Linked DNA regions of Homo sapiens: regions 1, 2, 3, 5 and 6 are each linked to region 4. A link is a loop called in an ENCODE intact Hi-C map of the cell type or tissue named here. Cell type or tissue: HCT116. All regions are shown on one strand.

What was found. Peaks named below come from ENCODE experiments on the same cell type or tissue, not always from the same donor. Only the 100,000 strongest peaks of a DNase experiment are listed, where the experiment ranks them.
Region 1: a loop joins it to region 4, with 10 times the contacts of the local background. A loop is called at or near these places in 16 of 110 quality-filtered maps.
Region 2: it touches region 4 in a loop (6-fold over the local background); 14 of 110 quality-filtered maps call a loop at or near these places.
Region 3: it touches region 4 in a loop (14-fold over the local background); 60 of 110 quality-filtered maps call a loop at or near these places.
Region 5: a loop joins it to region 4, with 16 times the contacts of the local background. A loop is called at or near these places in 11 of 110 quality-filtered maps.
Region 6: it touches region 4 in a loop (13-fold over the local background); 100 of 110 quality-filtered maps call a loop at or near these places.

What each region holds. Positions count from the first base shown.
Region 1 is chr10:102,071,177-102,075,176 of GRCh38, reverse strand. No RefSeq gene overlaps it. Among named protein-coding and RNA genes, the nearest start is that of HPS6, 7.8 kb to the right of the region's middle. In HCT116, a CTCF peak has its summit at 2,084 (motif pointing right); a DNase peak (open chromatin) is centred at 2,116.
Region 2 is chr10:102,008,311-102,012,310 of GRCh38, reverse strand. It overlaps ARMH3 (armadillo like helical domain containing 3), which reads left to right. Exons shown (of 26, transcript NM_024541.3): 11 at 528-588; 12 at 2,288-2,334; 13 at 2,862-2,937. Among named protein-coding and RNA genes, the nearest start is that of ARMH3, 46 kb to the left of the region's middle. RefSeq lists an enhancer at 2,395-2,464. In HCT116, a CTCF peak has its summit at 2,281; a DNase peak (open chromatin) is centred at 2,310.
Region 3 is chr10:101,212,737-101,216,736 of GRCh38, reverse strand. No RefSeq gene overlaps it. Among named protein-coding and RNA genes, the nearest start is that of LBX1, 15 kb to the left of the region's middle. RefSeq lists enhancers at 1-49, 1,900-1,949, 1,960-2,029 and a silencer at 1,750-1,799. In HCT116, CTCF peaks have their summits at 1,836 (motif pointing left) and 2,933 (motif pointing left); DNase peaks (open chromatin) are centred at 1,846, 2,416 and 2,926; H3K4me3 peaks cover 1,688 bases.
Region 4 is chr10:101,779,342-101,783,341 of GRCh38, reverse strand. NPM3 (nucleophosmin/nucleoplasmin 3) reads left to right here. Exons shown (of 6, transcript NM_006993.3): 1 at 1-69; 2 at 418-503; 3 at 745-864; 4 at 991-1,084; 5 at 1,488-1,615; 6 at 1,710-2,017. The coding sequence ends at 1,606. It also overlaps a transcript of FGF8 not described here. Among named protein-coding and RNA genes, the nearest start is that of NPM3, 2.1 kb to the left of the region's middle. RefSeq lists enhancers at 329-968, 1,896-2,190, 2,069-2,919, 2,997-3,126, 2,767-3,664 and 1 more, a silencer at 3,347-3,426 and a promoter at 2,036-4,000. In HCT116, CTCF peaks have their summits at 2,066 (motif pointing right), 3,093 and 3,300 (motif pointing left); DNase peaks (open chromatin) are centred at 1,019, 2,071 and 3,271; H3K4me3 peaks cover 2,817 bases; H3K27ac peaks cover 4,000 bases.
Region 5 is chr10:101,160,362-101,164,361 of GRCh38, reverse strand. No RefSeq gene overlaps it. Among named protein-coding and RNA genes, the nearest start is that of LINC01514, 14 kb to the left of the region's middle. In HCT116, CTCF peaks have their summits at 1,345 and 2,441 (motif pointing left); DNase peaks (open chromatin) are centred at 2,161 and 2,411; H3K4me3 peaks cover 533 bases.
Region 6 is chr10:101,601,234-101,605,233 of GRCh38, reverse strand. DPCD (deleted in primary ciliary dyskinesia homolog (mouse)) reads right to left here. Exons shown (of 6, transcript NM_015448.3): 4 at 3,898-4,000. It overlaps MIR3158-1 (microRNA 3158-1), which reads right to left and starts at 3,817; the gene lies at 3,737-3,817. MIR3158-2 (microRNA 3158-2) reads left to right here and starts at 3,737; the gene lies at 3,737-3,817. RefSeq lists a silencer at 2,189-2,348. In HCT116, a CTCF peak has its summit at 2,288; a DNase peak (open chromatin) is centred at 2,383.

The DNA.
Region 1 (4,000 bases), 290 kb before region 4:
CCAAGCAACTCTTTTTTTTTTTTTTGAGATGGAGTCTCGCTCTGTCGCCCAGACTGGAGTGCAGTGGCACGATCTCGGCTCACTGCAGGCTCCGCCTCCTGGGTTCAGGCCATTCTTCTGCCTCAGCCTCCCAAGTAGCTGGGACTACAGGCGCCCACCAACACGCCTGGCTAATTTTTGTATTTTTAGTAGAGATGGGGTTTCACCGTGTTAGCCAGGATGGTCTCCATCTCCTGACCTCATGATCCACCTGCCTCGGCCTCCCAAAGTGCTGGGATTACAGGTGTGAGCCACCACGCCTGGCTGCAATCCTTTCTTTATTCCCAGAAAAGCCACATTATGTCCTTCCCTTTCCCAATATTCACAGGGGAGACCTACTCACTAGGGAATTCACTATGGTCTGACCAGTATGGTGGAGGGAAGAAGTGGTTGCTGATGTGTCCCTCCCCACTCCTTAGGCTCCCTGTAAATTCCATACCCCACACTGACCCTCCACTATCCCAAAGAAGCTATGAGAACAACGAGCTTATCTAGTCAGTCATAAGCAGTCACTTGATTTCCCATCTGGACAACTATCTCAGTGATACCTAGATCAGCATCCCCCCTGCCCTGTCCTAGGACCTGGCCTAGGATCTCTGTGTCCCCCTGACCCAATACCTCCCCTCAGTCTACCCTTCCTTCCCTTTCTCTACTGTGGCTCCCAATAGCCTTCCCACCCCAGCAACAGGGCTCTGTAGGAAAGGCCTGCCCCTCAATTCTGAGGCTCCGGGCTGTTCCTAGAGCTTGCCTGGGGCTGTTAGGGATAAGGGCAATGCCCACCTTCCCTACTTTTCTCCAGAATAAAACAAAAATAATAGAATTTGAGATGACTGCATATCACCTTGGAATCCAAATGGCTGCCAAAGCCTGAGGACCTGAAATCTATGTAAAGCCTGAACAGTTTGCTCCTCCAGGGCCTCCAGGAGGCCCAGGATGAGATGGGTCTTCCACTTTCTTGGTGGAGGTCACCATTCCCCTTTCCTCAGCCAATCACAGCTCCTTCCCTTTTCCTCTATTCTCTAGATAATGGAAACTTCTGGAAGACCAGATCTAGCTCAGCTGCCCCATTGGCTTTATGCATTGGCCATAATTCTGGTGACAGGCCCCAAAGGACCTTCTCTCTGTGCCTTCCTTCATCCTCCCAGCATTCATACCTGAGAGCCTCCTCTGCTCCCCAGAGTGAGCAAATGTCCCTGTTTCTCCCTCCTAGGCCCCTCTCCCCATGCCCATCTGTTGTCTCTCCTTTTCATTCTCTGCATCCAGTCCAGCCCCATCTTCTTCCTCATCTCTCTGATTCTGTCTCTCCTCGCCTTTGTTCTTGCTCCTGTCCTGTCTTGCTCTTGTGCAGAGACCTTCAGAGCCAGGCCCAGGCCCTCTGTTTGGGAATTACAGGAGAAAGCACTCTAAGTCTTCTATCCACCACTGGGAGTGACCCTAGGCACTCAGTCCTGACCTCACAGCCCGATTCATTCTCTCTCCCCACCTGAATTTTTATTTAAAGCAGAAATGGGAACCCATGCAGTAATAGTGTAAGCAAAGCTTATAATTCTCATGGTCTGTGAGCCCTGAAATTGTGATTCTGGAAAATATTTTTATTGGGGGGGCTCACCTCTATTTCACATTTCGTGCATTAAGTGAGACTTTATTTATTTTGAAAAAGTCCCAGCATCTTCCTGTACTTCAAATTCATATAAAATGTGAACTTGCTATGCCCTCCCAGGAAACTCTGCTGTGTGCCCTCAACTTCCTCCCCAGTTGGACCAAATTATCTAAGTCAGGTTGGTAGCTGGAATAGACTTCCAATCCTGGAGACGAAGAATCCTGCCAGCCCAGGTCCCCTTTCTTCTGGGTGATAACCATCCTAGTACAAGTCCAGGGCCCTTTCCCTTCTCCATAATTCTGTTCCTTGAATCTCTCCTTCCCTCTTCTCCTCTCTTGCTCTAAGAGAAGCTCCATTTACTACATCCAGAGGCTTCCTCAGTTCTTAGTTAAAAATGGGCAAGTGTGCATGTTTGAGGGCAATGGGTGGAGTTGGCAGTGACAAGAGTAACCACCAGGGGGAGCCTGTGCCTAAGAAGAGACTGAGGTGGCATAGTGGAGCCACTCAGGACTTTTTCCCCTTCATTCTGGGGCAGTAAGGCTGCCAAGCATTCCAGCCCAGGGTGGCTCCTTATAGACCTGGGAATCTAGAGCTCCTTCCTCCCCCCTTTCTGGCTCTCCTCTTTTCCTGATTACCCGGGTCAGTGTGAACCAAACTGCTACATCTACACAATGTGAACACTTCCTAAGGACAGGTTAGGAAGAACATGGCCCCTGGAGGGCCTTATTATTTATTTATTTATTTATTTATTTAGACAGGGTCTCACTCTATTACTGGAGTGCAGTAGTGTGATCACAGCTCACTGCAGCCTGGACCTCCTGGGCTCAAGCAATCCTCCCACCTCAACCTCCCGAGAAGCTGGGACGACAGGCGTGTGCCACCATACCTGGCTAATTTTTTTGTTTTTTTGTAGAGACAGGATTTTGCCATGTTGCCCAGGCTGGTTTTGAACTCCTGGGCTCAATCTATTTGCCTGCCTCAGCCTCCCAAAGTGCTGGGATTATAGGCGTGAGCCACAGTGCCCAGCCTGGATGGCCATATTCAACGTAGGGATCGATCTTCCAGACCTTTGACCTCAACCCACAATTTCCACTAGCCCCTGTCACCAGTCTCTTCCTTGGAACCTCATTGACTCAGGCTTTCCTATCCCTTCTCAAACTCTCCTGGTTTGGGGATCGGGGGCACTGGGTAGTACCAGTTATGTCCATTGCTTTCACCTCCACCTCAACTCCCAAGATGGTCCGAGCTCAGTGGCTTCTTCACCCCTGCCACTGTCCTTGGTGGCTAGGTTCTGCCTTCAGATCCACCTGACTTACTGCCATCAATTTCAGGGCTGGATCAACCAAAGAGTCAGTCTGGCTTATGAAAAGAAAGGAAGAGAGCCAGAGAATCTCTACAGGCCAGAGCTTAATCCCTTCTTTTCACCCCAGGTCATAGGGCCTTGTCAGTTCCTGCATTCACAATAATAATTAGGCTGGTCGCAGTGGCTCACACCTGTAATCCCAGCACTCTGGGAGGCCGAGGCAGGCAGATCACCTGAGGTCAGGAGTTCGAGACCAGCCTGACCAACATGGAGAAACCCCGTCTCTACTAAAAATACAAAATTAGCCAGGCATGGTTGTGCATGAGTGTAATCCCAGCTACTTGGGAGGCTGAGGCAGGAGAATCGCTTGAACCCGGGAGGCAGAGGTTGCGACGAGCCAAGATCACACCATTGCCCTCCAGCCTGGGTAACAAAAGCAAAACTCTGTCTCAAAAATAATAATAATAACAATAATAATTAAACCTACTATGAACCTGGCACTGTGATACATGCTGAGGATACCAAAATACAAATAACCATGGTCTGTGTCTTCAAGGGACTTGTATACTAATCAGGGAAATGAACAAATAACTAGGCAATCACAGTATAAAAAAAGAGAAGACTGGAAGAGAAGACTGGAGAGGCAGGGCCAGACACAAAGGAAGGGATGGCTTTCTTAGGAGTTTGGCCTTTACCCTGAATGTTGGGGTAGGTGATGAACTTGATCAGATTTGCTGTAGTATACAATACTCTCGGTAACCAAGGTTAGATTTGAGGAGACAGGGATGCCAATTAGAAAGCCAGTATAGGCCGGGTGCGGTGGCTCACGCCTGTAATCCCAGCACTTTGGGAGGCCAAGGCGGGCGGATCACAAGGTCAGGAGTTCAAGACCAGCCTGGGCAACATAGTGAAAATCCATCTCTACTAAAAATACAAAGATTAACCGGGCATGGTGGTGCACGTCTGTAGTCCCAGCTACTCGGAAGGAAGGAGAATCGCTTGAACCCGGGAGGCGGAGGTTGCAGTGAGCTAAGATTGCGCCATTGCACTCCAGCCTG
Region 2 (4,000 bases), 230 kb before region 4:
GATCTGACATTAGTGAATGGAAACCAGAAGTATCCCTAATTCTGGCAAGGGCCAGGCAGGATCTTTCATGCTCCTCTCTAGACTTTTCTCACACACAATTGGGTATCAGAACTTCAAATCTGTCCCATCTCTGCAGAGAGTTTAGTTTACTGATTTCCTTCCTCCTCCTTTAAAAAGAAACAAGATTTTCAGTGTTGTAGCCCTAAAGTAATTTTACTGTCACACTTTTCAAGTAATAGATTGTTTGAGAAGTAACTGGATCAGCTATATGTTAGGGCACTTTTGCAGCCTGCTTTCTAAGTCTAAGTCTCTCCCAAAGTAGCCAGGCATTTTGGTACACACTACCTCAAGAGCAGACAGGTGACTCTTAGCTTGCAGGGATTGTCATGATGCTTGATTGTCATAATGCTTTAGTTTTCTGGAGTCAGAGAATTTTAAGAGTGCTCTGCCCTGATTACCCCAAATGTCAAGGACAAAGACATAATTGATAAACAATCCTAAAGTTGAATTTAGTTCTTTTTGTTTAGGCAGTATAAAGACAAGGAAGAAGAACACCAAAGTGGTTTTTTCTCTGCTTTAACAAATATGGTAAGTCCTGCTTTTTTTTTTTCTCCTGAAAAAAACAGAAACAGTGTGGTCTGCAGGGGTGGACAAATCGGGCTCCGAAGTTCAGATATTTGAAGTGATGGCATGATGACAAGAGAGAGGCTGCTCAGAGCAGATTTTCTTGGGGAGTGTATTTCCTTTACTGAGTTTCTTTCTTTTTTTTTTGAATCCCCACTTTTGATGTACCTTTAGTGAGATTCAAAACCAAGTGAGATGGGGAAAGGAGAGCTTTGGTTTCTCTGGCACTTAGTTTTTCCACATTAATTAATTAATTAATTAATTTTTTAAAGGCTAAAGAAAAGGTACACATTAAGCCAGAATTTGCTTCCTAAAGAGTTGGCTCCGTTTAGGCACTGACCTTGTGGAACACGGTATAGTAGGGTTTGGATCTGAGTGCTCTCCTGAATGCTCCTTTGCTGTCTGCCATGGCTGTTTGATCCTCATAGCTGGTCCTAGGGTTGAGCGATCGTGCAGTAGATCTGTGCCACTCTTCTAATAGCTTAGGGTTTGGGCTTAGAGGTCTGAATTTTAGGGAAGTTATTGGTCCAGCTGGCAAGACTCCAGGGCAAGGTTTCTTGGCATTTGGTACCAGATAATCTGGGACTGATTTTGAAGAGATAAATCTAGGAGATTCTAGAATCTAGGCAGATTCAGAAAGTCTGTCTTTCGGGCATTATTATCCAAGTATTCAGCTCTAGGGCAAGACAATTTTTTGGTTAGTTGCAAGAAGTAGTTGCCCCCTCTCCTCCTCCACTTCTGCAATTCTTTTTCCTCCACTGCTTACGAATTGTTCCTTCTGCCTTCTCAGCCTGTTCTCAGGAAGGGGCCTGATAAACTCTTTAACTCCAAAATGTAAATGAGTGAAGTCTCTCAGGGGCTAGAGAAGTATGAGTTTTGTACTGGTGTTTGATGAAATGAATTAGATACAATTATACTGCTCCCAGATATCTCTGCCTTTCAGTCAAGTTTTCAGAAAGTTTTGTACCAAACACATGAAGCTCTAGGAGCATAGGTTTGTGTATAGTTTCAAGCATAATTAAGGAGGTGGAAGAGGTATTTTTTAGTGGGTGTAGGCATCTTAGTGCTTCTGATATCATACACATTAGAGGCAGCCTACTCCATTTACTTATTCACTTGCTCTGACTAGGACACAAACTAAAGATTTTGTTATCTGAAAAATGGAGAGTGGATCTCATATAGACAGCTTTGGTCTGAAACCTGAATATTGTTCCCAAAGATAGCTTTATGTTGGTTGAAGTCAGCCTGCTTCCTGTGAAGTTTTTCCTAAGTTAGTTTCTGACTTCAAATAAGCAACTTCTAGGAAAGATACAGAGTGATGAAGATGTGTAGGTTAACTGTCAGAGGGACTAAACTTACACACTGAAAAGGAGAGTTGGACAAAAGTACTAGGCTTTTTCTTTAAAGCGAGGTGATTTAGTAGGCAAGATGATTTACTAGGCAAGATGATTTAGTAGGATTCTCATTATTTCATTTATTACTTATGAGTCTTTTAAGATTTTCAAAGTGGGCTGGTTTTGGTGTGTGTGACTTATGGCCTAGAGTTCCAAGTTCTCCCCAGGTGGAAGCAGCTTGTTTTCTTCACTGATAAAAGGCTTCCTAGGCATAAAGCTCCTCTCATATCCTCCTGCTATAAGTTTGCAATTCCCCTTTTCTTCCACAGGTGGGCAGCATGTTCATAGCAGATGCCCATGAGAAAATCTCAGTACAGTAAGTGCCTGACATTCTTGTGCAGTGACTTGGACTTTAGTGTGGGCTGTCCTGCTGGATATGAGAGTGTGCAGTGTTACCTCTTGCTAATCTTTTACAGAATCATACTTTTTTGGTGATTTTCAAATGTTTCATGGGTTTTGAACATTAATGGACCCTTAGAAATTTCTGCTTTTCATATGTATTGAGCGACAATAAGCTGAACAACTGTTGCCAGACTATCTCTGCAATGAAACAAAAGAGGGATGGGTGTCTGAGCCAGTTGAGGACTTAACTGGGTTGAGGTGGAAAAACAGAGGGAAGATAATGAAGTAGATGAGAACTGGTCCTAAGGAATTAAAGTGAAGGCCCTGACTCCTGCCTATACACTTTTGCATACGCCCAAATGGCAAGTAAAGGGGAACTTTAGAAATGCAAAGGAATTGATAATGAGGCGCTGGGGTGCAATCCAATCTTATCTTCATGGTTATACTGTTTTAACTCCCCCCACTATAAAAACTGCTCCAATTTGTTCTCTTTTTCTTTAGAACCAATGAGGCCATTCTTCTGGCACTTTATGAAGCTGTTCATTTAAATCGCAACTTCATCACAGTATTAGCTCAGGTTGGTCACATTAAAAATCCCAGTGTTTTTTTCTCTCTAAATTTCATACCGATTAATTCCATTGAAAAGCCTATCTGGCTGTACTTGTTTAAACCCTGCTTTGCATTGGTAAGTGGTAGTAACAAGGAGTTGAATCAGTTGCCTTTGTTTCCTGCTGTCCTCAAATATGTATGTTTCCATTGGTGCTGAAATGGGTCTAATAACGTGCAAAGTTAGTTTTTTTGGCCAATTTATTGATCCTGTTAACCCAAATGAATTGTCATGACTTCATTTTGCTCACTAGAAATCCCTGGTATTATCCGCTATGTGGATTTTTATATTGGGCTTTCTGCTTTCCACACCACTGTGGAATTACAACTGGAGATAAAATAGGCCAAGCCACTCACCTTATTATCTCACCAATTTCCAGAGGAAAAAAGTAAAAAATATCCTGGCCAGGTTAAGGTTAGCTGTTAACAGATAACGTGGTTTACATACATTGAAAGGAAGTCATAGAATACTGAGCGCTGGGCCCTGCGCTGTGGCTCACGCCTGTAATCCCAGCACTTTGGGAGGCTGAGGTGGGCGGATCACAAGGTCAGGAGATCAAGACCATCCTGGCTAACACGGTGAAACCCTGTCTCTTCTAAAAATAAAAAAAAAATTAAAAAAAAAATAGCTGGGCGTGGTGGCGGACGCCTGTAGTCCCAGCTACTTGGGAGGCTGAGGCAGGAGAATGACGTGAACCCAGGAGGCAGAGCTTGCAGTGAGCCGAAGTCGCGCCATTGCACTCCAGCCTGGGTGACAGAGTGAGACTCTGTCTCAAAAAAAAATAAAATAAAAACAAAACATAACAAAATAAAACAAAATAAAAAAACAAACAAAAATACCCCCAGAATACTGAGCGATGGGTCACATGCCTGAGGGATAGCCACAGTAATTGGCATAGAAGAGGACTAAAGTAGACCAAGAACTCAAGAGCTGTCCATGAAAGCCATTTTAAAAAATTGATAAAGTGTTATTATCTTAAAGCCAGACTGTTTAAAATATGTATGTAGGGTTATTTTAAGGGAAAGTTTGCTTA
Region 3 (4,000 bases), 570 kb after region 4:
TGGGTCCCTTGGTCTGAGTAAGCGTTTGTGCCTGCCCGTTTCTCAGACTCTAGGTCGTTGCTCGGCTAATCCATCCTGCACTCCTTTTGATAATCATATAATTACATCTGAGCGCTGTGAGTTTACATTTTTTTCCACTCTCAGTTTAAGGAAATAGCCACCAAACGGAAGCCCAATTACACCGAAGCCTCGTCATTCACTTTATTAAGGACCCTGGATATGTTTCCATTTTCGCAGGAAATGAGGTCTGATCAAGCAGCACTAATACCTTGGGCCTCGGGGAGGGGGCGGGGACTCTCAGGGGCTGGCTAGATTCCGCGCGAGGCCGCGCCGCCCGCAGAGCCGAAACTGCCAAGCGGATGGCCCCACCTTGGGGCGGCAGATACCCAACTCTTCACGTCTCCCAATTCCTCCCAGGACCTCGGATTCGTTCTGTCGGGGCCACCCACTGGGCAGACCCACACCTTCCCACATCTCAGCGTGCTAGGCTCGGGGCTACCACACGCTGGCGCGGGTGGGGGGCGGATGGGAGGGCCAGGAGAGTTGAGGGGACTTTGCATTCCCAAAGAGAGACCCAGAGTCCTTTCAAGCTCCACCTACCCCCTTCCCAGGTGTTTGGCAACCTCCGAGGATGCTGCTAAGACCTCCGGAGCCGGGCAAGCAGGCCTGGAACGTCTGGGAGGCATCTTCCGGGGTCCCATGCCCCGCCTCCTTCAGTCTCTGATTCCAGTTTTCCATCGCCCCTTCAATGGGAACGTATCCTTTCCCCGCTGCCACCCTGTGCTTTTGAAGGAGAAGACGGTGGGTCCAGGTCTCACCAAGGAGCTCGGGTCCACCAGGCCTGACCCCGGCGCCGGCGGCTTTTGCCCCTCCTCGGATCTCGAGTTCCCAGACGGCGGCCAGGCAGGATCCATGCCTGCGCGGTGGCAGTGCAGCCACTTGGTCTCTCCAGGTTTTCCTTTCCCTCCACACAGGCCCCCGACTGAATTCAGGGGGTGAGGAGTGGCAGGGATGGTGCCTTTAGGCCAAGCCTCGGGAGAGGGGGATGAGCTGGAGGCAGGACCCCACAAATTTGAGGCATCAGAGTCTCTAATTTGCAAGCGCCGTGGAAGCCAGTCGAGGCCCTATGGATCGGTCCAAGAAAGGCCCCAGGCAGAGAATGGCCCGCGGCGCGGAGGTGTCCGCGAGAAACTAATTCCGATCTGGATAACGGGTCTGAATTAGACACGTTTACAGCCCCATTCCCCTTTCCTCCTGGGCGCTGGGGGGCAGTTCCTCGAAACTTGGGGGCAGATTCCCCAGGAGCAGCTGCTGTGGGTGTCCGAAGGAAGAGCGAGGAAGGGAGCCCCGGGACGCGGGAGTCTACACCCTCTGCCCTCCCAGTCGCAAGCTCAGAGCAGCTGCTCATACACAGACCCGCGTATCCTGGGAGAAAAACAGATGAGCGTGCCCTTGTATGTTTGACTCCTGGGCCAAATGTGGCCTCTAAGACCCCGAATTCTTCTCCTAGCAGCCTCAGAACGGAATCCATAAATTCAGAGAGGCAGGTGTGCCGACGACAGTCTCCCACCCCTCCAGGTCCTGGGGAAGGCCGGGGGATGCCTCCTCTCTCCCTCGCAGCGCCTGCCACGCTTTTGCCCCCCTCTTCACCTCGCCCCTTTTAAGCCTCCGGAGAACGATGGCTGCCCAATGGCCCCATGTACCCAGGCCATCCCGCTGTTTCAGGGAGGATCCTAGGGTCCAGGCTCTTTCTTCCTGCAGCCCTCTCGGGTCTCCAAGCCCGCCCCCTCTTGAGCACAGGTGTTCGAAAGGCCCCGCTTCTCTGTGACGCGGGCTTCGAGCGCCACCTAGCGGTACTTGACGCTCAGCAGCAGTGCCCGCCCTTAAGCCACCCCTTTCCCCACCCATCCGGAGCCCGGATAGCCATCCTGACGCGGTCCCACTCCCAAACTACAAGCTCCTGAGTGAACACGCTTCACCCCCACTTTATTATTATTATTATTATTACTATTATTGAGACTGTATCGCCCAGACTGGAGTGCAATGGCGCTATTTCGGCTCACTGCAGTCTCCACCTCCCAGGCTCAAGCGATCCTCCCATCTCAGCCTCCTGAGTAGCTGGTACTACTCAGACGCGCACCACTACGCTTGGCTATTTTTTTTTAACTTTTAGTATAGACGAGGTCTCACTATATAGCTCAGGCTGGTCTTGAACTCCTGGGCTCAAGCGATCCTCCCACCTCGGCCTCCCAAAATGCTGGGATTACGGGCGTGAGCCACCGTGCCCGGACTTCTTTTTAAAAATAGAGACAGGGGTCTCTGTCTGTCACTCTGACTCAGGCTGGAGTCCAGTGACATGATCATAACTCACGGCCTCCCAAAGCTGCCGCATTACAGGTGTGAGCTACCGCGCCCGACCTCTCACCCTCACTTCTTGGAACGGAGCCTTTAGTAGAGGGCCGCAAGGAATTGCAGGGGTGTGGCTAGGGGACTCTCACTTGGACCCGGCAGATGTGCGGGACACTGTTTCAGGGTTTGGGTTTGGCGTGGGGTTGAGGAAGGGACCACCCCATGTCTCTGCTGGCGGGGAGCAAAAAAAAAAAGGGGGGGTTCTCTGGCCGTGTGCGGTGGCTCACGCCTGTAATCCCAGGAGGCAGAGGTTGCAGTGAGCCGAGATCGCGCCACACTGCATTCCAGCCTGGCGGCAGAGTGACACTCCGTCTCAAAAAAAAAAGGGGGGGGGGTCTACTTATGAGCCCCTCTCATCCCTATTCCTACCCGAGCCCGGCCCCCAGCTCAATCCCCGGTACACTGCGGGCAAAGATCAGAACACTGCGGAAAAAAATCAGAACTTTCTCGGCTCGCAAAGTTCCGGTCCTCGCACCCTCCGCGGCATGGGAAAGGTTAGGTAGGAGCGCCCTCTGCCGTCTGTTATTTGGCACTGCGGCGGGCTGCGGGGCTGGAGGCAGCGAAATTCCTCTAACTGGCTCGCGGTCATCTCAGCTACCCTCCTGCCTATAGGGAGGAAGTCCCTTTCCCAAAGGCGCACAAGGGTTCCTCCGATCTTCATGGGATTGCACAGGGAAGGGAGACTCAGTGTTGCTGAGTTCCACCCGCACTGTGAGTTCTGTGCTAATCTTACCTCTTTCCCTCCTGCTGTGGGGTCAGCTTCCTCCCAGCTGATAGGATACCTGGGAGGTTAGAAATTTCTTCCCCTGCACCACAGTATATACATCATATTTCACAGCATAAATATATACAATGTTTACTTGTCACTTAAAAGTAACAATGCAGAAATTGCCGGTCGCGGTGGCTTATGCTTGTAATCCCAGCACTTTGGGAGGCCGAGGAGGGTGGATCACCTGAGGTCAGGAGTTCGAGACCAGCCTGGCCAAAATGGTGAAACCCTGTCTCTACTAAAAATACAAAAATTAGCCGGACGTGGTGGTGGGCGCCTGTAATTCCAGCTCCTCGGGAGGCTGAGGCAGGAGAATCACTTGAATCAGGAAGGCAGAGGTTGCAGTGAGCTGAGATCATGCCATTGCACTCCAGCCTGCGTGACAAGAGCAAAACTCCGTCTCAAAAAAATAAATACATAGGCCAGGCACAGTGGCTCATGCTTGTAATCCCAGCACTTTGAGAGGCTGAGACCGGCAGATCACCTGAGGTCAGGAGTTCGAGACCAGCCTGGCTAACAAGGAGAAATTGCCTCTACTAAAAATACGAAAATTAGCTGGGTGTGGTGGCGCATGCCTGTAGTCCCAGCTCCTCTGGAGGCTGAGGCAGGAAGATCACTCAAATCTGGGAGGCAAAGGTTGCAGTGAGCCGAGATCACGCCACTGCACTCCAGCCTGGGTGACGGCGTAAGATGCTGTCTCTAAATAAATAAATAAATAAATAAATGTAACAATGCATAAATAAAAATAAATTTCTTTCTCTACAGTGTGATCATCAGGCCTGACGGACGGGCCACGTTCCCCAGCTAGCACACTGCAGATGG
Region 4 (4,000 bases):
GAACGCGGGCCGGGGGTGTCGGGGGCCTACGGGTCCCGGCCCCGGTCACTATGGACAGTTTTTTCTTCGGTATTAGTGAAGGGAGAGGCTGAGGGTGGTACTGGGGCGGTAAGAGGTAGGGATGTGAGGCGGGAATGCGGAGGGTTTCAAGGCGTGGGTGTGGGCGGAGGGCTGCTTCGCTGTTCCCGCAGGAGAGGGGGCCTCGCACGCACAGCCAAAGGGGGTGGCGAGATCCCTGCCCCAGATGTGTTGGGCGGGGCCCACGGCAGAGCGTCCCAGGTGTTCTGAGAGAAGAGACGGAGGTGGACGTGTAAATGACCCGTCCGCCCAAGGTTACACGTGACGGCGGGTTGGTGACATCCCCCGCTGCCCAGCCCCGTACACACGCTCAGGCATACTCACTGTTATTTCTACCAGGCTGTGAGCTCTCCGGCCACACCCGCTCCTTCACCTTTAAGGTAGAGGAAGAGGATGATGCGGAGCACGTGCTGGCACTAACCATGGTGAGGGGCAGGGGAGTGGGGTTTTAATGAATAAGCCCAGGCAGGCAATATAGGTCTCTACCCAACCTCCGGATCCCCTTTACTTGGAGACACATCCTCAGCCTAACCCCCCGGCATGGGCGGCTCCCCTGGCCAGGTGAACCGGGACCTCTGAGGCTGGGCAGGTGCTAGGGTAGATGCCTTTAGTTGTGGTGTCAACCCTCACTTGAGGAGACCCTGAGGCCCTGTGTACCGTTCCCAGCTCTGCCTCACCGAGGGAGCCAAAGACGAGTGTAATGTGGTAGAAGTTGTGGCCCGGAACCATGACCATCAGGAGATCGCAGTCCCTGTGGCCAACCTCAAGCTGTCCTGCCAACCCATGGTGAGTTCCCCAGCTCTGCCTTGGTGGTGGTGGTGGTGGTGGTGAGGGGATTGAGGACGTTAGCACTCATTACAGTGTGGGGTGGGCTAGGAGTGGGCCAGGCCTTCATCCTTGTCTTCCTCCCAGCTCAGTCTGGATGACTTCCAGCTCCAACCACCTGTAACCTTCCGCCTGAAGTCGGGCTCTGGCCCTGTGCGGATCACTGGGCGGCACCAGATTGGTGAGAAGAGGGGAGGGCCCTCTCCTTTGCTTCCAGTGGACTCTCCCATCAGGCTTCCCCCACTCCGCACTCCTGCCCCATCCCACCCTCATCTCCCAGTGCAGCCCTGTACAGGTCTGTGTGCCCTCCACGCTGTGCCCTGTGCATGACATGCCCTCTCCTTTCCGTCTACTCAAGCCTACCTCCTCCATGGAACATGGCCCAACTTCTCCAGCTCCAATAATGAAGACTCCTTTGGCTCTTTGTGACCCAGTTTAGGGTCTGAGGTTCTTCCCACCTAGCCCATAAGCACTGGGAGGTCATGGTCCCTGTAAGCCTAACACCACGGCGTGAAGAAATGGCATGCGGTGTGAAACGGTCTGGTCTTAACACCCCATCCTTCTACTGCTTGTGTGTCCACCAGTTACGATGAGCAATGATGTTTCTGAGGAGGAGAGCGAGGAAGAGGAAGAGGACAGTGATGAGGAAGAAGTTGAGCTGTGCCCCATCCTTCCTGCCAAAAAGCAGGGGGGCAGGCCCTAGCCCTCCTAGGTGAGTTGCGGGGAGAAGTGCCTAGCAGGCTCTGGGAAGGGGCAGGAGAAGCAGGTGAGGGCCTAAATGCTGATTCCTTGTTTCCTCTTTTCAGGTCAGCTCCATGTGCCATGCACCGCCATGCACCCTGTTCCCTGACAAGTTTCAACAATTGTAAATATTTCTTCCTTGAAGAGGAGAGCTTGGGTGGGGGTTGGGTGGGAGGGACTTGGGTCTTTGGTGCTAGGAGAGGGCCTGTGCTCCACACAGCCGTGGTTTTCTGATTTTCACCATGCCCGGGGCCTCCCTTCCCACCTGCCTGTGAGAATTGGAGGTTAGTGCCTGAAGCTCAGAGCTACACATTTTTAATAGTTTTTACATTTTTGGATAAAGGTTGAAATAAAGTGGTGTGGAGTTTTTGCAGCTCTTGTGTGGCTTCTTCCTGTGCTGGGTGATGTTTCCCTAGGGACCGCCAGGTGGCACTGTGGAAGCACCCAGCGTGGCCCTGGGCCTGGGGGAGGGTGGAGAACTGTGGGATCCTCTACCCTCATGGCCCTGGGCTAGGACCTGGGGCCTGGGCCCCAGTTGCCTTGCTGGAAGGGGACCTCCCAACACTCAGCCCATTCCCAGTCTCTGCAGGTGGGAGAGGGTCATCGCAGGAGGTTATCAGCATCCAAACAAGGGGTCTGGGCCTCTGTCAGCACTCGGCTGATGGGCAGGGGGGCAGATAAGCGAGCTTAGGCAGCCTGAGGAATGCGCGTCCCTAGCCCCACGAGGGTCTCTGGCCCAGAGAGGGCCTGTGAGGGCAGGGCGGGACCAGGCTTCGCTCCTCCTTTGAGCCTTGCAGGCTGTCTCTGAGCAGGGCTGGGCCCTTAGAGAAACCTGACTCCGGGGGCCAGATGGAGGGGACTGGCCAGATTGGGTGACAGGGAAACCAGAATCCGGGTGGCCTGGCATATGGGGGCAGAAAGGGGCCCCAGGGAATTTGCCTCCTGGACTAAGGGATTCTTGTCCCCCACACACCGTGGGGTCTGGGGGTCTTTGGTGCCTGGAATCAGGTAGTTCTGGCACTTGGCTGCCTTTGTGCCAGGAAGAACTGACACACCTGGTTTGAGGATGAGTGTATGTGACCAGCTCTGGGGTCAGCAGTTCAGCAGCTGTGTTGGTTGTGGGGGGAGGGTTGTCAATGCCCACAAACAAACAAACAAACAAAACATTGCCTCCCCAGACAACCTGGGGCCAGACAGGCTGAGGATAGACAGAGAACAGGGCCTGATGGGGGTCAGGCCAACTCCCACTCCCAGCCTCTAGTCAAGGGGGAGGGGCCCCGGGATATCGCGGGCTGGTGGTTCTGGGGCAGGTGAGGTCAGCTTTGAAGACCTTGCGTCCGCAGTACCGACCCGCACGCTCTTCAGCGCATCCCTAGTGAAGGAGGTTCTCCCCCAGCCCGTGGTGAGGAACTAGGGGTCCAGTTTCCAACCTCCCTCTTCCTCAAGTTGAGGACAAAGGGAGATGACGCCCGTCTGTGTTGCGGTGATCTGGGTCGCAGGCGCCTTTCTCCGATCCAGGAGGGCGCTGCTAAAAATGCTTCCCTGGGGAGCCCGGCGGAGGGGCGGCCTGGCTGGGAACCATGGGTCTCGCTGCGGAGCGCGGTCGGCAGGGAGAGGGAAGTCGGGGCTGGCGCCCTCTGGCGGGCGAGGTTGAAGCCGCTCGTGGTCGTACCGCTTCCCTGGCCTCTAGAGGCTCCGGGCGGGCGCCGTGGGGCCGGGGCCTCCGAGTCCCGCCACTGCTCTGGGCGGCCGAATCTTGGGCGGAAGGCGGGGGAATGCCACTGAGGCTTGCATGCATGCGTGCATACGTTCATTCATTCATTCGAACGACTTGAGTTGGAGTGGGGAAGTCTGGCTGTGGCCCTCACTCCTCTTTCCCTTCCTCTTCTTGGCCCCAGCCTCCAAAGTCCTCGGCACGTGCTTGGCAGGAGGAGCGGGAGACTGGCTGAGTCCTCTCTCCTGGGAGGCCTCCCTAGCTGACCCATCTACCCCCTGCGCGGCTCCGCCCCAATATTTACCCCACCCACCCCCCGCGATGCCACTGATCGCTCCTTGCATTTCTCGCCGGTTTTCCGGGTAGGTCTCCCGGTGGGCGCGGGCCTGCGCCGAGCACGCTCCTGCCCGCAGTGGGGGCCCAATCCACATCAGCCTCTCGGCCCAAGAGTTTCTCGGCCGGTTGGGGCGCCCCGCGGACACAGCTGGGCAAGGTTTATTCCTCTCTCCTCGCCCCAGCCTCTCCTCGAGCCCTCTTCTTTGCCCTTCAGCGCACAGTAGGAGCGCTGCCGGCTCACTGTGGCCTCAGACCCCTGGGGGATGAAGGCATACGCCGGGGTTTGCCGACTGCTGGAGGAAGGGC
Region 5 (4,000 bases), 620 kb after region 4:
TCATGTCCTCTGCTTCATCTTTTGACATCAGAGAGCTGAAACTCCACCCTGGGATCATGCCGGTTTTTTTGAACATGGGATCCATGAAGCTCAATTGCACATGCACATGTTTCTCTTTTCGTAAATATTCATGACTCCTCCCAGAGCTTATTGAATATGTATATTTGGCCACCCTACTCAGCATAAATTCTTGTCTTATTCTTCCCATCCTTGACCCTTGAAGTGCCTGTTTCTGGCTTCTGGCCAGAGGCTACACTTCCCAGCCTGTCAGAACGGCTGGCAGGCTGCAATGCTCTATGAGAAATAAAGCACTCCTTTCCAAATGTCTGAACCTCTTCATTCTTCAGTTGACATATACATATATCAAAACTTCAAGTTGTACACCTTAAACATATACAATTTTTATTTGTCAATTATTCCTCAGTAAAGCTGGGAGAAAAAAGGTTCACATGGTAAGCTTATGTGGTGTCTAATTTTCCACAATAAAAAAAATAAAATCATCCCACAATGTCAAAGGAAAGGAGGAAGTCATAAAAGAATATATGTAGTATAATTCCTCTTGTAGGAATTTTGAAAACATACAAACACACTATATTCAAAAAGAATGCTTCCGCAAAGAGTAAAACTATAAAGAAAAACAAGGAAAACTTCACCATAAGTGAAGATCATAATTGTATGTAGGGAGAAAGGAGGGGCTGATGGGGAAGGGATATACAGAGAGATCCTGGGGTGCAGATAATGTTTTCCTTCCCTCCCTCCCTCCCTCCCTCCCTTCCTTCCTTCCTCCCTCCCTCCCTTCCTTCCTCCCTCCCTTCCTTCCTTCCTCTCTCCCTCCCTCCCTTCCTTCCTCCCTCCCTTCCTCCCTCCCTTCCTTCCTTCCTCTCGCTCTCTTTCTAAACAGGGTCTCACTCTGTCACCCAGGCTGCAGTGCAGTAGCATTATCATAGCTCACTACAACTTTGATGTTCTGTTTCTTGATCTGTCTGATAATGAAAATATTCATTTTTTAAAAATTTTAATTTATTTTTTATTTTTGAGAAGGGATCTTACCATGTTGCCCATGCTGGACTTGATCTTCTGGGCTCAAGTGACCGTCCCGCCTCAGCCTCCCTAGTAGCCGAGACTACAGGTGTGTGCCACCATGCACTGCTTGCAACTCAGTGAAGTAATTTTTACTGAGGGGCAAACTGCAGTTCATATAGGGCACCTTTGGGATGGCCTCAGTCCCCTTCTAAAGGTGGATAAATCATCAGTTGGTTGTAACGTGTTCCTGATGGAACCCATGCCAAGAAGATGAAGGCCCTGGTCACTCTTGGCCCAGGAGGCTGCCCTCTATCTGCCATGTACGGAGCTGGGCACACGGGAGGTCTTGATCCTGCTTCCTTGAGGGGGCAGATGGTGACCCAGTAAATGACTGGAGAAGCCCTCCAATGTCTGTGCTTCCCCACTGGAAATCCCTCCCCTGTCCCTTTTCTGACCTTGTCAGTTCTCAACCTCAGCCAGACTCCTCTAGGGAGAGAGTTAGAAAGGGAGTGCCTGACTTCCTGCCAGCCCTGCCTGAACCCAGGTTTATCTCTTTGGCTTGAAGCCATCTGTCAGGAAACAGATCCCTCTCCTTTTCGGAGTTACCTGTATGTCAGCCTCAGTATGCACTTAAAGATCTTCCATGGGTGAGGGGAGGAAAGGAATAAGGTCGTTTGTGAGTATTTTTTTTTTTCCTGGGACACTGGTCCTTTCAACCATCCCATCAAGTAAGATGGTAGATCTTTTAATCTTTATATTTCATGGATGACAGCCATGGAGGTTATGTGGCTTACACAAGGTCAACAACAGAGTGAGGACGGGACAAAAGGTCTGTCTCACTCCAAAGCACGTGGCCATCAGATCCTTTCTGGAAGCCACTGGGGCAGAGATCATGGGGTTCAAAATGACAAGAGCACATTCCTAACTCAGGAAAGACATTTGAGGGAGAATGCCCCTTTATCCCATCTTGGAAAGGACTAGGGGCTTGGCTGGGGGTTAGCAAGTGCAGAGAAATGAAGCCTTTCTGGCCTGGAGGGTCCAGACGTGTCAGTAGCCAGTGCTCCAACCCCATTGGTGCTGCTCTAGGGGATGGGCCCTGTGGATGCCCAGAAGGAATGGGAAGAACCAGGAAGGATTAAAAGGACATGATCGGTGGCTACTTGGGTAATTGGCTCTATTCCCGAGAATTTAGAGGAAAGAATCCTCGGCTTTACGAGAAAACACTAGGACAAGGCTATCAGAGCCACTTAGGCTCTGGAACACACTACGCTTAGCAGGGGCTGCAAATGTCCGGGAGACGCTTCCTAACAACTTTGTAAGATGCAAGTAACCGATCTTTAGTGGAAACAACTGGTACCTTGCGGCACACGGCACAGGCGCTGAAACACACAATTACAGGGCACGAGCTCCCCCTTGTGGCCATTCAGGGTGATAGCAGCCCTGAACTCAGGCATCTGGGGGAATTCCTTCCTCTGAACACTGGGAACCGATGGAGCACACACAATGTGTTGGGCCCTGGCTAAGCCATTTACATCCCACCTTCACAACAGCTCCTTTTCACCGGCGCTTGCCTTCCACTCTCCACTGTCAGGTGCTAGCTGAAGCTAGCTTACTTCCTCCCAGACGTCCCGCTGACCCCAGCCCCTGGGTCAAGTGCTTTGCACTTCTACAAAGGTTGGCTGTCTCTCCAGCACGTGTTGCACTTTAGTCTGATGAGTTTATTTAATTGTCTTCACCTATGGACCCTCGTTTCTTCAGGCAGCTTGGCTCTCCTTTACATACCTAGCAGAGAGAAGGGGCTGAATGAATGTTTGTCAAATGAATAAATGATGAATGAGAGAGCATTCCTGCATGCAGAGCTTGGTTACAGGGGCACCTAAATGAATAGCCCAGAGCATGCATTGCCCAAGGCTACACTCACTTTAGAGAGAATGTCTGCAAAGATCACTAACCTCACAATCACAAGCAGTTTCCCTTGGAAAATACCAAATGACTACAGGTTATATTCCTTCATATTTCTGCCCTTCCCTTACTGGTAAGATATAGAGAGAGTGGAAACATGGGGGAATTCTGTGCCCTGTGTGGTGAATTTTATGACATAACTGTCTGGAGTCCCTGCAGGTCTTGGGTGTGGTCACTGAAGTCAGGAAAGAGGGTCCATTGGATAACATCACCCAGCAAGTGAACCCTGAGAGGGTGTGTGAACCTGCTGGCTGACTTGGGGCCAACGTCAGTGGGGTCAGGGGTCACACTGTCTGTCTCTCAGTGTGTTACCTTCTGTGAGGTTTTAATGAGTGACCTTGGCCTCTCCCAGCCAGAGGTTTCTCCCCATTCATCATCTGGTGGAGATGGCAGCAGTACCAACAAAACTCCAGCTCCCCAAGTGCTACAGAAGCAACTTCTGCATCCTCTCAGGGCGCTGGGAAGACGTCCAGCAGTCATCGTTACAGAGGAAGATGGATGTGGCAGGGCTGGGATGGCAGTCCAAGTCTGCAGTTCCAAATGTGTGCTCTTAAGCTTTTTTGAATAAATAATATATTCATGCAATTCAAAATTCAAGCCATTCAAAACAGTAATGAGTAAGCCTTCCTTCCACCCCCTCTCTTAGGCACCCTATTTTCCTCCCAGAAAATGCCGTCATTTTCTTGGGTGTCCCTGCAGAGATATTCTATACAAACAGACATACATATTCTCCCCCCACCAACATACCAACACACCCTGTTCTGCATCTCATTCTTTTTTTTTTTTTTTTTTTTTTTTCGAGACAGAGCCTCACTCTGTTGCCCAGGCAGGAGTGCAGAGGCACAATCACAGCTCACTTCAGCCTCGACAACTCCCGGGCTCAGGTGATCCTCCCACCTCAACCTCCTGAGTAGCTGGGATTACAGGTGTGCACCACCATGCCCATTTAGTTTTTGTATTTTTTGTAGAGACAGTGGTTTACCAAGTTGCCCAGGCTGGTCTTGAACTCCTGGGC
Region 6 (4,000 bases), 180 kb after region 4:
CTTGGGTCATGCCTCACATACCTCAGAGGGGGTGCCATGCACACCTGCACACCGCATGGCCAGAGGGGTCCAGAGAAGCCTCCAACCAGTCCGCCTTTAGAAAAGCAGCAAGCAAATCTTCTTAAACATCAAGGCTCTGGGCAAACTTGGCACCCCCACCCACAGTCGCCCCCTGCTAGACAGTCACAATCACACACACATACTAAAGGCTCTCGGCCCCACCAAAGAGAAGCCTGTTTAATCCAGAGTTTCTTAAATTTATTTAACCACAGAATCCTTTTTTCTAGTGAAGCCTATTAACACCTCCCACAGTGTTACTATCACCGATGTCAAATCAGCCAAGCTCTCCTCAGATTCCAATTTCCAAAGAACTGTTGAGGACCTGCTTCAGGCCAGCCGTTGTGCTGGCCTGTACATATATGATTTCATCAAATTCCCCAAAATCTGTGAAGTAGCTGTGAGTCTTCTCTGATAGATGAGGAAACCTTGCCTAAATTCTACAGCTAACAGTGGCAGAGGCCAGATTTAACCCAACAACTTCTCACTCCTGCACCCTGGCTCATTCCACCTACAGCGGCCAACTTCCAGGCTGAGGCTAGGAGCCCTCTTTCTGCACAAACGTTATCAGGAATAGATGGTCCAACACTGGGATCCTGGAAAAGCACTTTTTTCCTTCCCTGATTCATCCCTCACTAATATGTGAGGCCAAGGACATGATACACTGCAATCAATTCCTTCAAGTAAAGTCACCAACCCAGCTCTTCAGAGACAAGGCAAGTATGGGTAAAGAAACTCTGGCTTTGGTTAGTAACCACATTCCAGAATATTAGAACTGGGGCAGGTTATGGAACCTCCAGGTGAAGGAAGAGGTCAAATCAGAGAGAAATGCCATGATGTGCATTTCTGAAGTGCAGATGTCTGAGTATCAGGAGAGACAGTCACTAACTTTCAGCAAGCTGGTTCATCATGCTGACTTTATATATACATTTATATAATCATCTATAACACAAGAATAAAAGTATGGATCCTGTCCACCTCCTGACAGAATGATGATCAGAAAACAGATTTTAAATGTACTATATCCTTAAAAAGCTAAACACTGTGGAAGGGAGTAGCCATTGAGTTTTTGGCTTCTGGCCAGAGGCCACACTTCCCCACCTGCCAGAATGGCCACCCTGGTCTGGGTGTGGTGGCTCATGCTTGTAATCTCAGCACTTCAGGAGGCCAAGGCAGGAGGATCACTTGAGCCCAGGATTTTGAGAGCAGCTTGGGCAAAATGGAGAGACCCTCAACGCTATAAAAAATTGTTTAAACTTGGCCAGATTGGGTGGTATGCGCCTATAGTCCCAGCTTCTCAGGAGGATGAGGCGGGAGGATCCCTTGAGCCCAGGAGTTCAAAGCTACAGTGAGCTATGATTGCAAGAAGTGGACTCTAGCCTGGGCAATAGGGCAAGACTCCATCTCTTTTTTTTTTTTTGAGATGGAGTCTCACTCTGTCACCCAGGCTGGAGTGCAATGGCATGATCTTGGCTCACTGCAACCTCTACCTCCTGGGTTCAAGCGATTCTCCTTCCTCAGCCTCCCGAGTAGCTGGGACTACAGGCATGCACCACCACGCCTGGCTAATTTTTGTATTTTTAGAGAGACAGGGTTTCGCCATGTTGGCCAGGCTGGTCTCAAACTCCTGACCTCAGATGATCCACCTGCCTTGGCTTCCCAGAGTGCTGGGATTACAGGCGTGAGCCACCGCGCCCAGCCAAGACTCCATCTCTTAAAAAAAAAATAAATAAATAAAAATAAAAATAAAAAAGAATGTCTATGCAGGCTGTAACCCCTGATGAGAAATAAATCTCTCCCTTCCAAATTAATAATAATAATAAAGGAATACCCATTGAGTTCTATATAATTAATGGGAGTAAAGGTATAAAATACATTCTTCCAGGTAGAAGGTAAAAATGCCACTAGGTTCGGGAACGATCTGGCTAAGGGTTCAGCGGCCTCTAGGTTACCTCCCAACAGAGAGACCTGAGGAGGGCAGGGATGAGCCAGGCTGGGACACTGGACCAGAGGCTCAGTGTGGGTTCCAAAGTGGGCCCTGAAACACTCCTCTGTCCTCTATGGGAATCCAACCCTCAGCCCTGCCCCTCCAGGGGCATCACTCCCATCCCACCTGGCCTCACCCATCATTTCAAAAATGTCCAACAACCCCTGCTTGCCTTGAGAGCTAGCCTGGGCCTCCAGCCATGGAGCTCCTGGCCAACAGCGCCACCTATGGCTGGATGTGCGCAGGAGATGGGACCCAGAGGATATGCTGGCAGATGAATTTTTTGGTGAGCTAGCTAGCCTCTTTCCTCACTCCCTGGTAATCACATTTCTGTCTGATATCTGTATTCGACAGTGACCTCTGGGGGACAAAAAAGAGGCAGCAGCCAGCTTCACAAAGTGCTGGGCTGCAGATTCAAGTGCTATCAGAAGCACTTTTGTTCCCAGTTTGGACCCAAGGCCTCTTCCACCAAGGAATGCTTGCTGAAGCATGGAGTTTGTTCTCCTACAGGCAATTTCTCTGTTGTCTGAAATTGCTAAATTCCACTTTAGGCAGTGACTCCTGTTAATGATGAGAACAATAACGGGAATAAACTGCCTCTTATCTGAGGGCTTCAAAGTGCTTTATAAACACAAACCCTTATTATTATGACTTTATATTTATAGACAAGGCCCACTGCAGGGGCTGCTGGCTGCATGTACAGCAATAATCCTGAAATTAATTCATCCATCTCCACCCTTTCCCCTGTCCTCTTAACCCTGCCAAAGCAATGGGATATGGGGGTCACAAGAGGATGGCAGCACCCAGGGCTGCGATGGGGGAGTCTGGGAGCTACCCTGCTTCCCTGTGGGCCTCGTGAGCCTGAGGGAGATGGAAGGGGAGACTGGCACCACATCACCTGAGGAGATGCACAAGGAGCTGTGTCCCCATTACTGCATGTAAAGCAAGAGATGGGTGGGGGCATCCCCATGAGGCATGTTGAATGGCTTCACAGCTTGCAGACAGGTAACTTATAAAACCTCCCATCTCAATGCCCAAATCTATTTTGTGGGAGTTGTCCCTAGACTGTATTCTCTCTAGCCCAGGTCAAGATTGATTCATTTCAGGGTCATTCCCTTCAGGCCTCACACAGGGCATTGTTCTCCTGTGATCAGTCAGGGCTCCAGAAACCTAAATGAGATCAATGCATTTCCAAAATGGAAATGCACTGTGGCCACCTTCTGTCCTTTCAACCCCTGCAGTTTGCCTCCCCTCTAGGGGACCACAAAGGGAAGTTGAGTACCCCTTTTGAAGCATTATGCAAGAGACTTCCAAGCGGCCCAAGCATCTGCCCCACTGTCAGTCTGGGGAGGGATTAGGTTTACTGCTGCCCAGTCTGCTTTAAACTGCTGTCAAGTACTGCTTTAAAGGACTGTCACTCCCACTTCAGACAGGGGTGCCTTCCAAGCTATGGCTCCCTGCCAGCTCTGACAGTGATGTCACCAGGCCACCCTTACCAAGGCCTGGCTCCAGTCAGGAGACCAAGGTCATAATAACCTTTCAGCAGAACCACCTGAGACCACAAGTTAATGGTCCTGTGATTTCCCTCATCATCTCATTCATTCAACAAATATTTACTGAGCCCCTATCTATGCCAGGTACTATACTAGATACTCATTCAAGTTTCTCTTCCCCGATGGAGCTGATTACATTATTCAGGCCGGTCCTGCAGAGAGGAAGCCCTTCCAATACCTGTAAGCAGAAGGGCTTCCTCTCTGCAGGACCGGCCTGAATAATGATCCTAACGCCAGATCAAACCCCACCCTACACCCCGCTCATACACAAGCACACAGGGTGCCTTCCACGCTACTCACTTCTTGTTGGTTGTTCTGACAATGATGCAGCGCTCCTTCTGGTCCACAGAGACACTATAGACATCCTTAGGATAGGGGAGGTTTCGAATCCGCCACTGGAAAC